3 separate regions of the Homo sapiens genome follow, and regions 2 and 3 are each linked to region 1. Evidence: chromatin contacts called from ENCODE Hi-C data. All regions are on one chromosome and are shown on one strand. Each heading gives the region's core, a stretch centred on a gene start or an enhancer-like site at or near the end of the contact. The rest is flanking DNA. Distances are from core to core; before and after follow the strand shown. Region 1 holds the start of ITPRID2 (ITPR interacting domain containing 2). Region 2 overlaps LINC01934 (long intergenic non-protein coding RNA 1934). Region 3 overlaps LINC01934 (long intergenic non-protein coding RNA 1934).

What was found. Hi-C counts contacts between places; a loop is a spot of excess contacts on that map. Pooled maps may share reads with other maps.
Region 2: a loop to region 1 is called in a pooled map, with 3 times the contacts of the local background. The contact joins the enhancer-like site here to the promoter of ITPRID2 in region 1. A Hi-C loop is called at or near these places in 1 of 168 maps with a recorded cell type or tissue (B cell), 1 of 37 single-sample maps with no recorded cell type and 4 of 50 pooled maps.
Region 3: a loop to region 1 is called in a map of B cell, with 4 times the contacts of the local background. The contact joins the enhancer-like site here to the promoter of ITPRID2 in region 1. A Hi-C loop is called at or near these places in 2 of 168 maps with a recorded cell type or tissue (B cell and naive thymus-derived CD4-positive, alpha-beta T cell), 11 of 37 single-sample maps with no recorded cell type and 14 of 50 pooled maps.

Annotation. Positions count from the first base shown.
Region 1 is chr2:181,889,096-181,893,686 of GRCh38, forward strand. ITPRID2 (ITPR interacting domain containing 2) reads left to right here and starts at 2,635. Exons shown (of 18, transcript NM_001130445.3): 1 at 2,635-3,182; 2 at 3,520-3,565. The coding sequence starts at 2,972. RefSeq lists silencers at 2,512-2,841, 3,132-3,271.
Region 2 is chr2:181,162,788-181,167,378 of GRCh38, forward strand. The region is part of intron 1 of LINC01934 (long intergenic non-protein coding RNA 1934); the gene reads left to right. Among named protein-coding and RNA genes, the nearest start is that of LINC01934, 41 kb to the left of the region's middle. Within about 2 kb of position 2,629, at least 4 of the 41 ENCODE cell types and tissues checked have a DNase peak (open chromatin) inside an H3K27ac peak, as active enhancers do.
Region 3 is chr2:181,309,509-181,314,099 of GRCh38, forward strand. All of the region lies in intron 3 of LINC01934 (long intergenic non-protein coding RNA 1934), which reads left to right. Among named protein-coding and RNA genes, the nearest start is that of MIR4437, 6.2 kb to the left of the region's middle. RefSeq lists a silencer at 240-440 and an enhancer at 3,360-3,409. Within about 2 kb of position 2,528, at least 7 of the 41 ENCODE cell types and tissues checked have a DNase peak (open chromatin) inside an H3K27ac peak, as active enhancers do; they include B cell, where a contact is called at or near this core.

The DNA.
Region 1 (4,591 bases), core at 1,385-3,884:
CTAATTTTGTATTTTTAGTAGAGACAGGGTTTCTCCATGTTGGTCAGGCTGGTCTCAAACTCCTGACCTCAGGTGATCTGCCCCGCCTCAGCCTCCCAAAGTGCTGGGATTACAGGTGTGAGCCACCATGCCTGGCCCAGACAATACTCTTTATGTAGAGCTTCGCAATGTATATTTGCAGTTGGTGTACAAGATAGTACTTGTTTGGGAGAAAATCCTCGAAGAAGCAAACATGCAGACTTTCTTCATGTGTAGTATTCATTATCGAATAAATGAAATACCTTGGGCATTTTAAAACATCTGTAAAAGTTGAGAATACAATGAAAAAACCTTACTTTTCAAGGCAATAGCATACTACTTCAAGGATTTCCTTCTCTATTACTTCTATACCCTCAACATATTTCATTAAAAAATGCCATGTAGAAGAAAGCACACATTTGTGCTACCGGAAACTGAATAATGTATATATTCTACTTTGTTACCTGCTGGTAATTTTTCCCCCTTATTACTTGACTCTGGTTGTTTGATTTTTTTTTAAACTATGGTTAATTATTGCCTTTCACAAGAATTCTTTGTTGTTGTCATCTGAAAGTGTATTTAAACAACTGCAAACCTAAATAAAATATAAGCATTATAGAAATAACATGAAGCAAATTTTAAAATAATCAATTTAGGTGTCTCTTTGAAGAACACAGAAAACAGAAACTACCTCAAGAAGACCCATTATCCCTTGTGGGATCAGCATTTAAAAGTGTAAGGGGTGCAAGAATACTGAAGAATGTTCTATCATCTCTCACAATTTACAATCTGGCTAGTAAGCCAAACATACCTTCCAGGGCCAGTCATATTATTTACTCTACAATCCAGTCCCCAAATAAATGACATAGACATGCTGTTGTATATCAGATCCCTGTGGGAGGGGTGTGATCAGGAGTGGTGGAATGGTGGAGTCAAAAAGTTCTGGCTTAGCTAGATTTTGAAAGTCATGAAGGTAGTGGACAGAAAGAACAGGAATGAATTAATTAGCAAAGACAGAGTAGGCAACAGCACTTAGATATGATAGAATTGAAGCTGGGAGCAGCAGAGGAACAGGGTGGATACGTAAGAACCCTGGATAAAACTTTGAAGGCAGCATATTTTGTGGCACTTGACCAGCCCTTTCAATGCTTCTTCTTAGGTACCTTCTTTATTCATTCTCTTTTTCATCTTCCACACAGGCAGCGAGACTCTGACCTATTTTGGAGAGCCATTAAACTGTTAGCTGCATCCTACTACAGGACCCTTGAAGGCTGAGAAAGTCTTATAGGTTCAAAGAAAAGATTTTCTAGTAGTGAAATTTCAAGCCATAGAGATATTAATATCACTGTTCTAACTCCCCTGACATTTGGCAGTACATAGATGAGACTCAGGAGAATATTATGATGGTTCTGGAAAGCTAGTCTGGATTTTGGATTTGATCTTGGGGATATTAGTAAACCATTAGAAGATGTCTTGGAATTGTAAATCTAGAGCAATGCGCTAGAAAGGAGATAGGAAAGAATGAAGGCAGGAAAATCAGTGTGCTATTTTAGTAGTCTATGACTTATGTGTAAATGCCTGGACAAAAACTAGGCACTATTTCATCTCCAGAGCATTCTTCATTCCAAATTCTCCAAAAGTTATGGTTTCCTGTAGCTATCAATGACAATGCACTTAATTACCTTGTAATTCGAATGCTTCCATTAGGAATTTTACTATGCTCTGGATTTTAATTTCAAATGAAAAATAATTCCTTCCTTAAAATATTTTGTCTACGCAAAATATTCTTTTCAATCACGTTAAGATTTTAAAAAGTGTTCTAACTTGTTCTTCAGAGCATAGCCAAGTACAATAAAATATTGGAAGCCTTACTTATATGTATAGTTCAGATGTAACATTTAGGGGAACAATGCTGCTTGATAGGTCTGTCACATTGTGTCTGGTTTTGGATAGAATTTGAGTATTTTTGCTAATGAGAATTTAAACATAACAAAACGGAATGCCAAAGCTGGCTTTAAAAAGTTTTGAACCCTGACATCATTTGTTTCTTGTATCATGCTGTCTCACCAAAATCCAAGCAACTATCTCCACATTGTCCCAATTGTTTCCTCTATTCTCCCTCACCAAAGTCCAACTTCAATGTGAAATTTCCAGATTAAATATCCTTTCACAATTCATTTTCATTCATAACATAAACACGATAAATAACTTTAAGTATGAAAGTAGCACTCCAGGAAGCTTAGTCTTTTGCAGTTTTTACATTTTGGCAACACCAATCAAGCACCTCTTTCCGTCCTTACCCCAATTCCTTGGACACTAAAGAGTCTATATTCAGGCGACTCTTTCAAGTGTATGTTTCAGGGTGCCCAAGCAGACACTTGTTTTCTCGCGGGGGATGTTTTGTGAGACTTGGCCTCCCCACTTACGTTCTATTTTTAGGTGAGGGAGGAGGAGGAGGAGAGGAGGAAAGATTATTAACAAACTAATCTTGCCCATTCCGCGGGCAGTAGTCGGGGGCTGGCCTGCTCCGCGTCGCGCCGGGCGCGCCCCGCCCTACCGCGCCCCGCGCGGCCCCGGCCGGAAGGGGGCGTGGGCCGCCGCCGAGGGAAGGCGCGCAGACGCGCAGCGGCCGGCCTGCTCCGGGCGCGTCAGGCAGGGGGTGGGGAGCAGGGGCCGGGCGGGCGCTCGGCTCCCAGCCGCGCTCCCTCGGGCCACTAGCGCTCCCGCGCGCGCCCGGCCGCCTTCATGTGAAGCGCCGGCCCTCCGCCCCTTCCCTCCCCTTCCTTCCCTCCCTCCCTCCCTGTCCCCTCCTCCTCCTCCTCCTCCTCCGGCGCCCGCTTCAGCTCCCCGGGGCCCCCTGCCCGGCCGGGCGCTGACAGCAAGGGCGGGGGTCCCTGCCGCCGCCTTGTCTCGCGCAGGGTCCGGCTGGGGTAGCGGAGCCCCCAGTGCGGCCATGGACCGGCCCCTGTCGTCGTCGGCGGAGGCGGAGGAGGAACTGGAGTGGCAAGTGGCGAGTCGCAGGAGGAAGGCCTGGGCCAAGTGCCGCAGCTCCTGGCAAGCGTCGGAGACGGAGGATCTGTCCACAGAAGCGACGACGCAGGACGAGGAGGAGGACGAGGAGGAGGACCTCCCCGGCGCGCAGCTGCCGGCAGCGGGGGGAAGAGGTCGGTGCTCCCGGCCGGGCTCCGGGGGGAGGCTGGTGGGCTGGGGAGAGTCTCGTGCGCCCTGGGCGCCTGCCACGAGTTCTGGGAGAGCCTCGGGCACGGTAGGCCGAGGGGAGAGGGGACACTTCCGACCTTCAAACGCGCGCGCTGAACGAGGCGCCCCCAGCGTCAACACAGACAACTGGGTGCCATCCGATTTCCCTGCCAAGGGACACTGAGACGTGTCGCTTAGGCTGCATTTGCCGTGGTAGATTTTCCTACTTGGGAGGGTCCAGGGTGACTCCGCCGTCGTAGTGCTCCTGGGTGGTAACGTGCTGTCCCCTCTCTCTACCCCCAGGAAACGTGCCCAACGAGAAGATCGCGATATGGCTCAAGGACTGCCGGTGAGTGCTCCCTGGTCCGCCCGCGTCCCGGGGGAGATCCGTGCGGACGGGACGCCGGAGCAGAGCCACTCGGGCCGCGTCCCTGTGGGTCCCGCGACCGTTGTAAGCTACAAACCGGAAAGTGAGCCGGCGGATAGCTTCCTCCTCTAAGCGATTAGAAATGGAAGTGCTGTGACCGCTGATTATTTGGTGACCGTGTTGACTTTACAGTTAGGACTTGAGCTACTCACGCATCGTGTTAGCATCAGAGATCAGAAATCCAGAACAGATAATCATGCCATATTTGTTCTGTTTTTATTTGAAAGAATTCTCACATCTCGAACAGGATATTTTGTTTTGCTTTAGTTTTGGCATCTGTACAACTGGCACGGAATCATTTTCCTTTCAAATGTGTTTTAGACGAGTTTAATTTACCTAACTACACTAAATGGGCTTTAATTTTGTTTCTGTTTGGGGAGCTATTAAAACTAGCTAACTTTGTACTTATAGTTTACTTCTTGAACATGGAATTGTCAGATGGCACTGGAATTCTCAGGGAATAGAACTTTTAAAAGCATTCAGACTGCATAAATCTGTTTAATTACATGCTTTGGCAACTGGTACAAAAATGTTTGATAAAATACAGAGGAGATGAATCATGTTGCACGTAAATCTGACTACAGCAAAATGTACTTGTTTCTTATTCCACTTTGCTAGTTGTAAAATCAGGAATGTAGCCTTTAAACTTTTGTTGGTGTTTGCTTTCGAGCATATTTTTGCTTTCTCAATTTAGATTTTCTTAATATTTTGTTCAAATATTAGAGTTAGGGTAGTTTGTTTTGTTTTGTTGTGGAAAGTGATTCATATGCCAGTTTGCCTCCTCTAAAGACAGACAAGATATTGGCTACCATGATATTAATGCCTTGTTTTGATGAATCGACTGGAACCTTATTGAACACTCTTTATTACAGAACTCGTACCCTTTATTGGAAGTGTCATAGACCCTTCTGAAATATGATGACATATATGGAATAACTTCTGTTTAAA
Region 2 (4,591 bases), core at 1,379-3,878, 730 kb before region 1:
TTATATGTTGCAGCTTTGTTAAACTGAAATTTCTTAAGAATAAATCAATGTTCTCTATTTCTATCATTAACTCTCCTTGGTACGTGATCCAATATTGTCTATAGATTCACTAAACTTACTTATTAGATACTAGACCCAACGCTAGGTCCTGGAGGTTTCAAGATGAATAATTTTTATAAAGATTAATAGACCAAAGAGTAGTTTCAATGAACAGTATGTTGGTGATAATTAGTATTTGCTGAGTTGTAAATTCCTTGGAATTTGATCTCTAATTCTAATTATTAGAATTTACTCTCTGTTTCTCTGATCTATTTCAGAATCTGTTGTTTTTTTTTTTTTTCCTGTTGTTGTTATACAATTGTAAAAGGGGTTTTAAAAATACTTGAAAACTGGGCCAGGTGTGGCAGCTTACACCTCTAATACCAGCCAGCACTGTGGAGGGCTGAGGTGGGTGGATCCCTTGAGCCCAGGAGTTAACAATCAGCCTGAGCAATAGTGTGAAACCCCAACTCTACAAAAAAAAAATGCAAAAAAAAAATTAGTCAGGCTTGGTGGTGCATACCTGTAGTCCCAGCCTCTCAGGAGGCTGAGGTGGAAGGATCACTTCAGTCTGGGAAGTCAAGACTGCAGTGAGCCATAATCACACCATCGCACTCCAGCCTGGGTGACAGAGTGAGACCCTATCTAAAAAAAAAAAAAAGAAAACCAAGAGCAAGTTGCCAAAATATTACACAAGGATTTCTAGTTTTATTTTCTGTTTCACTGTGATTGGGTAAAAGTAAAGATATATAAATATAAGACATAAATGCATTTTATTCTTTGGAATCTAACATCTTCAATTAAAAATGAAAAATTTCTAACAGGAAGGATCAAGAGATTGGAAAGTAGCCTAATAAGTCTTTAAAATAGTGTTTCTAGGAATCTGATATACCAAAAGCAAGGAGCAATAGGAAATACAGATAAAGGCAGGAAAAGGTAGATTTTGTTACAACACTATTGTGGTTTCTGAAGGAGTTTGGCCTCATTGGGTGATGCACATCAGTGTTAATTTCTAATACTCAGAAAATTAGTAACCTTTGTACCCAAGAAGTGAACATTCAGAGTTCAAAGAACCACCCACCACCCCAAATCATTCAATAATTTTCACTGGTGTTCTACTACAAGAATTATAATTCACTTGTAATTATGGCCACCAAAAGAATGTTTTTTTTCCATTTTATAATTCAACAAACACTTGTTGGATCACTAGTTGATGTCATGAATGTATTAGGTGCAGTGGTGGTGATAGTGGATGGGTGTATTTGAAAATAAATAGTGTATTCTAGGGAGAATATATAGTCTTTTGAGAGAGAAGGTAGGCTTAAAAATATAGAGTGCTTTCAAATACACTAAAGGTGTGCAAAAAATATTACTACTACATGGTAGAGGAAAACACAACAAAACTTTAAGAAACCTCTTGAGGAACGTCTGGTTTGGCTTCAGTTTATTTAGAAGAATGAAGAGCTCCTAGACAAAATGCTAGCATACATAACACAGAAACAAAATAAACTATAAATACCTTATAAATAAATTATAAACTACCTTGAGGAGACAGATGAAAACAAATTAGAGTTAAAATCTTGGCAAGTGAAGGTAGATATTATGCCACAGAGAAAAATTTGAAGAAACTGTGCTTGTGGAGTTTGATAAGGTTCTTCTCACAAAATATAAACTGTGGTCTTTTAATGAAACAGAAGGTTTTCACATTCTATGGAATAATAGTGATTTTTGATGTCAGCTCTGGAGAAAAAATCCTGGTGATATTTGGAGACCACCTGTTCTGGATAGTTTCCATGGTAAGTCACGAGGTGTACCAAGATTCTTACAACCCATCAACTTCTTCATGCTTTTGTGAATATACTGAGAAGAAATGATACCACTGAGAAAATGATTTAGAATGTATTTCTTATAAATTTTAATTCTAAGGTAGAAACTGAAAAGGTTGGATTTACAGGTGGAATTTAAAAAACAACAACAAAACTCTTTCTGCATTTGTGAATTCTGGCATAGAAAGAAGAATAGGGAAGTGAAACACTGACCTTACAAATAATGTTGAAGAACATAATTTTTTAAAATGCCATTGCTCAGGATGAAAAACACATGGGTTTGACAAGAGGAGGAAACATCTTGTTACAGCATGCAAGTCTGTCAAAATAACCTTAGATTGGTGAAGAGTGTTTAAGAATTGAGAGGGTTTGGGCATAGGGAAAGCAAAAAGAGGAAGATACCAAGAATTTCTCAGGAGGAAAAATAATTAGAAACTATTATTGTACCCTCAGATACCTATGTTCCAATTCCCAAATATAGGGAATGTAGAATTGAAGATACATATATTTGTAGAATGTGGGAGTAAAATCATTTAATAAAGGAAGAAAATATTTCAAAAGGATGCTACCACCTGGCTATCTACAGGATGGCCACTGCCAGCAGCTCCTGTTGCTGCCTACTACTTTGGATCCCAAAGTTTTTGGATGTTAAAATGGGCCAAGCATGAGTTCACCTCTTCATACCCTTTTTAGAGGGTCTAATTTTGATTTCTACCCACATCCTCTGGAACCGTGATGAAGTTAGTTTCATTTCTCAGCCCTAGGTCTGTCATCCCTTTCTTAGGCAGCTTCGGTCTGGGCAAGCTTGATGCTGAGTTGGTCTTATGTTTATGGTTCAGTATTGGGTACGTACGTGTCCTAATACAAACTTAAGGGGGGTTTCCTAACTACTAAGATCATATCCATGATTTTGTGTTGTGTTAAAAACATGAATGTATTTAGTTTACAGTGGAGACCGCCAGATATCTGTCTTTAGGGACAGTTAGTAGCAAACTGCCTGTGGCTAATTGTAGAGAATAGTCTATAGAAGATGTATCTTGGCTTTCCCCAACTGCTGAGGACAGAAGTCCTTTGAACTGTGAAGAAAAGAAAGTAGAATGTGGTGGTGGAGGAGGGAGAGGAGAGGAGAAGGAGGAGGAAGAAGAGGAAGAGTTGTCTCACTTTCTTTACCCCGTTCCACCTCCAACTCCCCACATGTATTAGTATGTTCTCACACTACTAATAAAGACATAACCAAGACTGGGTAATTTATAACAGAAAGATGTTTAATTGATTCACAGCTCCACGTGACTGGGGAGGCCTCACAATCATGGTGGAATGCAAAGGAGGAGCAAATTCATGTCTCACATGGCAGCAGGCAAGAGAGAGTATGTAGGGAACTCTCCTTTATAAAGCCATCAGATCTCATGAGACTTATTCACTATCATGAGAACAGCATGGGAAAGACCCACCTCTATGATCCAATTACCTCCCACTGGGTCTCTCCCATGACATATAGGAATTATGGGAGCTACAATTCAAGATGAGATTTGGGTGGGGACAAAGCCAAACCATATGATTTTGCCTCTGGCCCCTCCCAAATCTCACATCCTCACATTTCAAAACACAACTGTGTCTTCTCGACAGTCCCCTAAAGTCTTAACACATTTCAGCATTAACTCAAAAGTCCACAGTCCAAAGTCTCATCTGAGACAAGGCTAGTCCCTTCTGCCTATGAGCCTGTAGAATCAAAAGCAAGTTAGTTACTTCCCTGATACAATGGGTGTACACACTTTGGGTGAATATACTCATTCCAAATTGGAGAAATTGGCCAAAACAAAGGAGCTACAGGCCCCATGCAAGTCCGAAATCCAACAGGGCAGTCATTACAACTTAAAGTTCCAAAATGATATTCTTTGACTCCATGTCTCATATCCAGGTCACACTGATGCAAGAGGTAGGCACCCAAGGACTTATTCAGCTCTGTCCCTGTGGCTGTACAGGGTACAACTCCCCCTCTAGCTCCGCTTCTTTCACAGGCTGGCAAGGAGTGACTATGGCTTTTCCAGGCACACAGTGCAAGCTGTCAGTGGATCTGCCATTCTGAGGTCTGGAGGATGGTAGCCCTCTTCTCACAGCTTCACTAGGCAGTGCCCCAGTGAGGACTCTGTGTGGGGGCTCTAACCCCAAATTTCCCTTCTCCACTACCCTAGCAGAGGTTCTCCATGAGGGCTCTGTCCCTGTATCACACCTCTGCCTGGACATCCGGACATTTCCATGCATCCTCTGAAATCTAGGCAGAGGTTCCCAAACCTCAATTCTTGACTTCTGTGCACCTGCAGGCTCAACACCACTTGGAAGCTGCCAAGGCTTCAGTCTTGCACCTTCTAAAGCCATGGGCCCAGCGGTACCTTGGCCCCTTTTAGCCACAGCTGGAATGGCTGGGACAAGGGCACCATGTCCCTAGGCTGCACACAGCAGGGGGGCCCTGGGCCCTGCCCATGAAACCATTTTTCTTCCTAGGCCTGTGGGCCTGTGATAGGAGGAGGTACTGTGAAGACCTCTGACATGTCCTGGAGACATTTTCCTCATTGTCTTGGCAATTAACATTTGGGTTCTCCTTACTTATGCAAATTTCTGTAGCTGGCTTGAATTTCTCCTCAGAAAATGGGTTTTTCTTTTCTATTGCATTGTCAGCCTACAAATTTTTCAAACTTTTATGCTCTGCTTTGTTTTTAAATGTAAGT
Region 3 (4,591 bases), core at 1,278-3,777, 580 kb before region 1:
ACATGGCAGCATATATTAGTGCAGCTATTTTTAAATTGAGTGTAGTGGCTTAGAAACACATTAAATGATAATTAGGCACCCTTTTTGACTTAATACAAATAAAACGAAAAGTAATAAGTGAAGCAGAATGATCTAGGAAGAAGTGTTGATCTATAATTAAATTGGGGTTTTTAAAAATCTGAAGCTCATTAATTTACCAGGCCAACTTTTGAAATGGTCTCTAGGTATCATTGCCCGACTATATTTCTGTTATCTCCATGCATTGTTATGTACTGTCACTCACTTTATTGCCACAGAACTTTGATAAACAGACATGCAATGCCATTTCAAAGTAGAGAAGACAAGCTACAGAGAGGGATTAACTATCCCCTCAAAACATGCCTGGCTAAGCAGTAATAATGACGGGGCTGGAACACAACTTTCTTGAGTCTGATATTATTTCATTGTAGACTATCGTATGCATTTTAGTGGTCACCAACCATTTAAAATCAAATTCAGTAAAAATAATTATTCTATCTTTCTTCTGATTGTTATAACACAAGTGAAACCAAATGCATTCTCTTTATGGAATTTTGTATGACTTGGACTCTGATAAATGTTACTTTATAAAATAAGCAGTAGTTCACGTTTTCAATATGTGCAGAGCTCTAATTTTAGATAGACCCAGCTTAAATATTCTAGACAAGTGGCTTAATCTCTACATGCTTCAGATTTCTTGTCTATAAAATAGATAATAATTTATATTTTATATTTGTGAGGATTTAAGAATACATATAATGTTCTTAATATAAAATAGGCTCAATAAATATTATTTACATAATTTTGATGTTGAAAATAACTATTTCCTATGGCACACATTTACCTATGTAACAAACCTGCACTCCTGCACATATATCCCAGAACTAAAAATAGATAAATAAGTAATGATAAAAGAAAAAAATGCTAAAGTGAATTCTTCACATTGAAAAATGAAACAATGAAATAATATGATTTCATATGAAACCATAGGAAAATATAAAGCTCTCTATAAAAGGTAAATATATATACAAGTATAAGACTGTTATCATAATGATGGTATATAAAACTCTCATAATTCTGCTATAGATTTAGTATAGTGTACTACTAAACTGTACACTTAAAAAGGTATAAAATGTTATATTTGTTTTAGTTCAATTAAAATTTTATAAAATGAAAAAAGAAAACTAATTCATAACATGGATGTATTAATTTATTATTTATTACCAAAATTGCATTTTATAAAGAAAAATAGCAATCTATGTTATAACCAAAGATACTCTGAAAAAAAAATCAGGTTAAAATATGGAAAAATATTTCAAACAAAAATATGTGAAAAAATGAAAAGTACAATAAAAATATCAACATGCGTTTTTATGAAGCTAGACAAGTTTATTTTAAAGTTTATGCAGAAAAATACATACACAAGAATAGGGCCTGGCATGGTGGCTTATGCCTATAATCCCAGCACTTTGCGAGGCCTTGGTGAGAGGACTGCTTGAGCCCAGGAGTTTATGACCAGCCTAGGCAACATTAGTGAGGCCCTGTCTCTACAAAACATTAAAAAAAATAATAATAACCAAGTGTGGTCCCAGTTACTCAGGAGGCTGAGGCAGGAGAATCACTTGAGCCTGGGAGGTCAAGGTTGCAGTGAGCCAGGCAGTGAGCACTCCAGCAGGCTGGGTGACAGAGTGAGGCCCTGTTTCAAAAAAAAAAAAAAAAAAAAAAAAACACTAAAAAGAAAAGCTGTAAGTGGGAACTAGTTATAACAAATGTTAAAACCTAGTATAAATCTTTTATACTTAAATCTTTTTATACTATAAATCTTTTAAACAGTGTGTCACCAGCTCATGATAAAAAGACTGATGAGTGGAACTGAATGGAAATTCTAGAAATAGATCCAGGTACATATTGAACTTGGGTATGTATGTGCATATCTGTACATTTACATCTATTTCCAAGTTCTCTGCCAAACCTGAAAACCCATTTTTGGGGATTTCTCTCCTGCACTGACTTGGTGTTACTGTCCTGGCAGGTGAACCTTGATTTTATTCCATGCTTCTAGTGATAGATTTTACCAGCATTGTTCATTACAACTTTCTGTATTGATGGAAATGTTCTAAAATCCGGGCTGTCCATTAGGGAAGCCACTGTCCATATGTGACTATTGAGCCTTTGAATTAGGCCAATGTGTGACTGAGAAACTTAGTTTTAAATTCTATTTAATTTGAATTAATTTATGTTTAAATAGTCATACAAGGTGTGTGGGGACGCTACTGGATGATCCTGCCCTATACTCTAAGCTCCTCCAGGAGAGGTCCAAGTCTGTTTAGTTCACATCAATGTCTAGTACAGTGCCTGAGGGATGACTAGTCTTTTTATTTCCAATCCGTATTAATTCTATTACATATGTATAGTAGGAGGGCTGGTTGCACCCTGATGTTCAGCTCCAAACCAGAAGATTAAATGCCCCAGTGCTGGATGTAGATGCTTAGAAGAAGCAGAAGCAGCTGCTAAGGGTGGGGCGTGATCAGGGAGGAGAACTGCAGCTTGTAATCGGTATTTCTTGCAAAGGCTTTTCCCTCTGCAAAAGTTCACTCTAATTTACATAAACCTCGGAGTATTGTTTTTAGATAATAGGGAGTAAAAAACAAAAGCAGACATAAATATATTTATCCACCTGCCTCAAGAAAATGATAGCTTTCTTAAAATAGTATTTTCAGCCTTTCTCTGGAGAAATATGTCTTTGAGGAAACATACACTCTCAATGGTTTAAGTAAACACGTCTCAGGAAAGCAGAACATCAGATGGAGGGCTCAACAGCAACAAAAGGAGGAAATCAGAATTTTATAAGAATTTCTGGTAATCTAAAGATTGTTTAAATCAGATCTTCATAGACAATTTTGGGCAAAGTCAAATAAAATGTTAATGCTGGTATAGAGAGAGCAAATGTTCTATGGGGCCATAAATGACTGACTGGACTTTCAGCTTTCCCAGTCCCTCAGCCGAGTAAGGAAAGCTACTCAACTTCTCTGATCATTAGCTCGTTTATCCGCAAAAGAGAATTGTATTGGGTAAGTGTGGTTTGCGGGGATGGAAATGTGGGTCAATGGTCAGCAGAGGTGAATTCCCCTCTACTAGTGTTTCCTGTCACACTATAGCTACCCCAAAGAGGTTGTCGTACAGGGTTAAACAATGTGAGAGCTGGAGAAGGTTCTAGAAATCACCCAATCAAATGAGGAAATCGACTAAAGAGGCAAAGACAAAAGTGATACCAGCAGCAGACTCTAAAAAAAGAACATGGCAAAAGTCACCAGGCTCACACCTGCTCCATGCTCTGGGTCACCATCTTCGAAATCAGGACTCTGCTGAAAGTTCAGAGATGCTAACACTCAAGTGCATATTTCAAGTACAGCTTTCTCACGCTGTGATTTCCATTATTTGTTTTTCTTTAGTTTGTTAAGTGTGTTGCCAGAGTGATGAGATTTCTTTATTCGAGCAAGTGATTACAATCACTTTACATTAAAAAAAAAAAAAGTCTCAACATTATATAGTAGGAAGACCAGCTTTTTGCTCAGTCTTCTACAGTTTTCTCTCTTTCAATGAGGCACTTTGGCGTATCTTAAATTTCAATGAACACAAACAACTTTCAGGGTTTTCTTTCTTTCTTTCTTTCTTTCTTTCTTTCTTTCTTTCTTTCTTTCTTTCTTTCTTTCTTTCTCTCTCTCTCTCTCTCTCTCTCTCTTTCTTTCTTTCTTTCTTTCTTTCTTTCTTTCTTTCTTTCTTTCTTTCTTTCTCTTTCTCTCTCTCTCTTTCGTTCTTTTACTCTGGGTGGCCTCTTTAGCTTCATTGTCTTTTCTCTTCCTGATCATAAGACACAGCATACAGATGTCTGATTGTGACAAAGGACTTGTGAAATTACACATTACAGACAAAGAATAGTTATGTCAGTTATGAAATTTTGTATTTTATAGTACAGTGCAGAAGTGCAATATCAATGTGTAGATCAAATATTTGCTTAAAAGAAAATTCCCTAAAGTCATACAATTTGGAAATTCGTTCAGATTTGAGTATGCTTTTGATTTACTTTACAGCAAGTATAAAATCCATTTTATTTTCTCTCCTGTTTCCTGATTTGGGTACTTAATTTTACATAGGTAAACATCTACAAACCTTTCCTCGTGTCAAGTTAATTTTCTCATATAGAATTTCTTTTTAGCACAGCTACAACTTTATCTAATGAGAAATCATTTTAGGTCTGGTATTCAGATATAATAGAACATAAGAGAAAGACAAAGAACCATAATTTTTGAAATGAGGTAATATAACCTAAATATTATGTGTGTGACATGACAAAGAAAATAATATACAACTGATACTTTACCAAATTTTGGGATATTACCCCATTGTGTCACTCTGGAGACGAACACACAGAACACTCCTAGAAGGCATATGACCTGGGTAGTTTTATCATTATCCATTATTAGAGACTGTAGACCTATAAATATTATTAATGATGTGCTTTCTTTTTCAATGAGTCATCTGCTCTCACTACCCTTTTCTTTAGCTATTATTT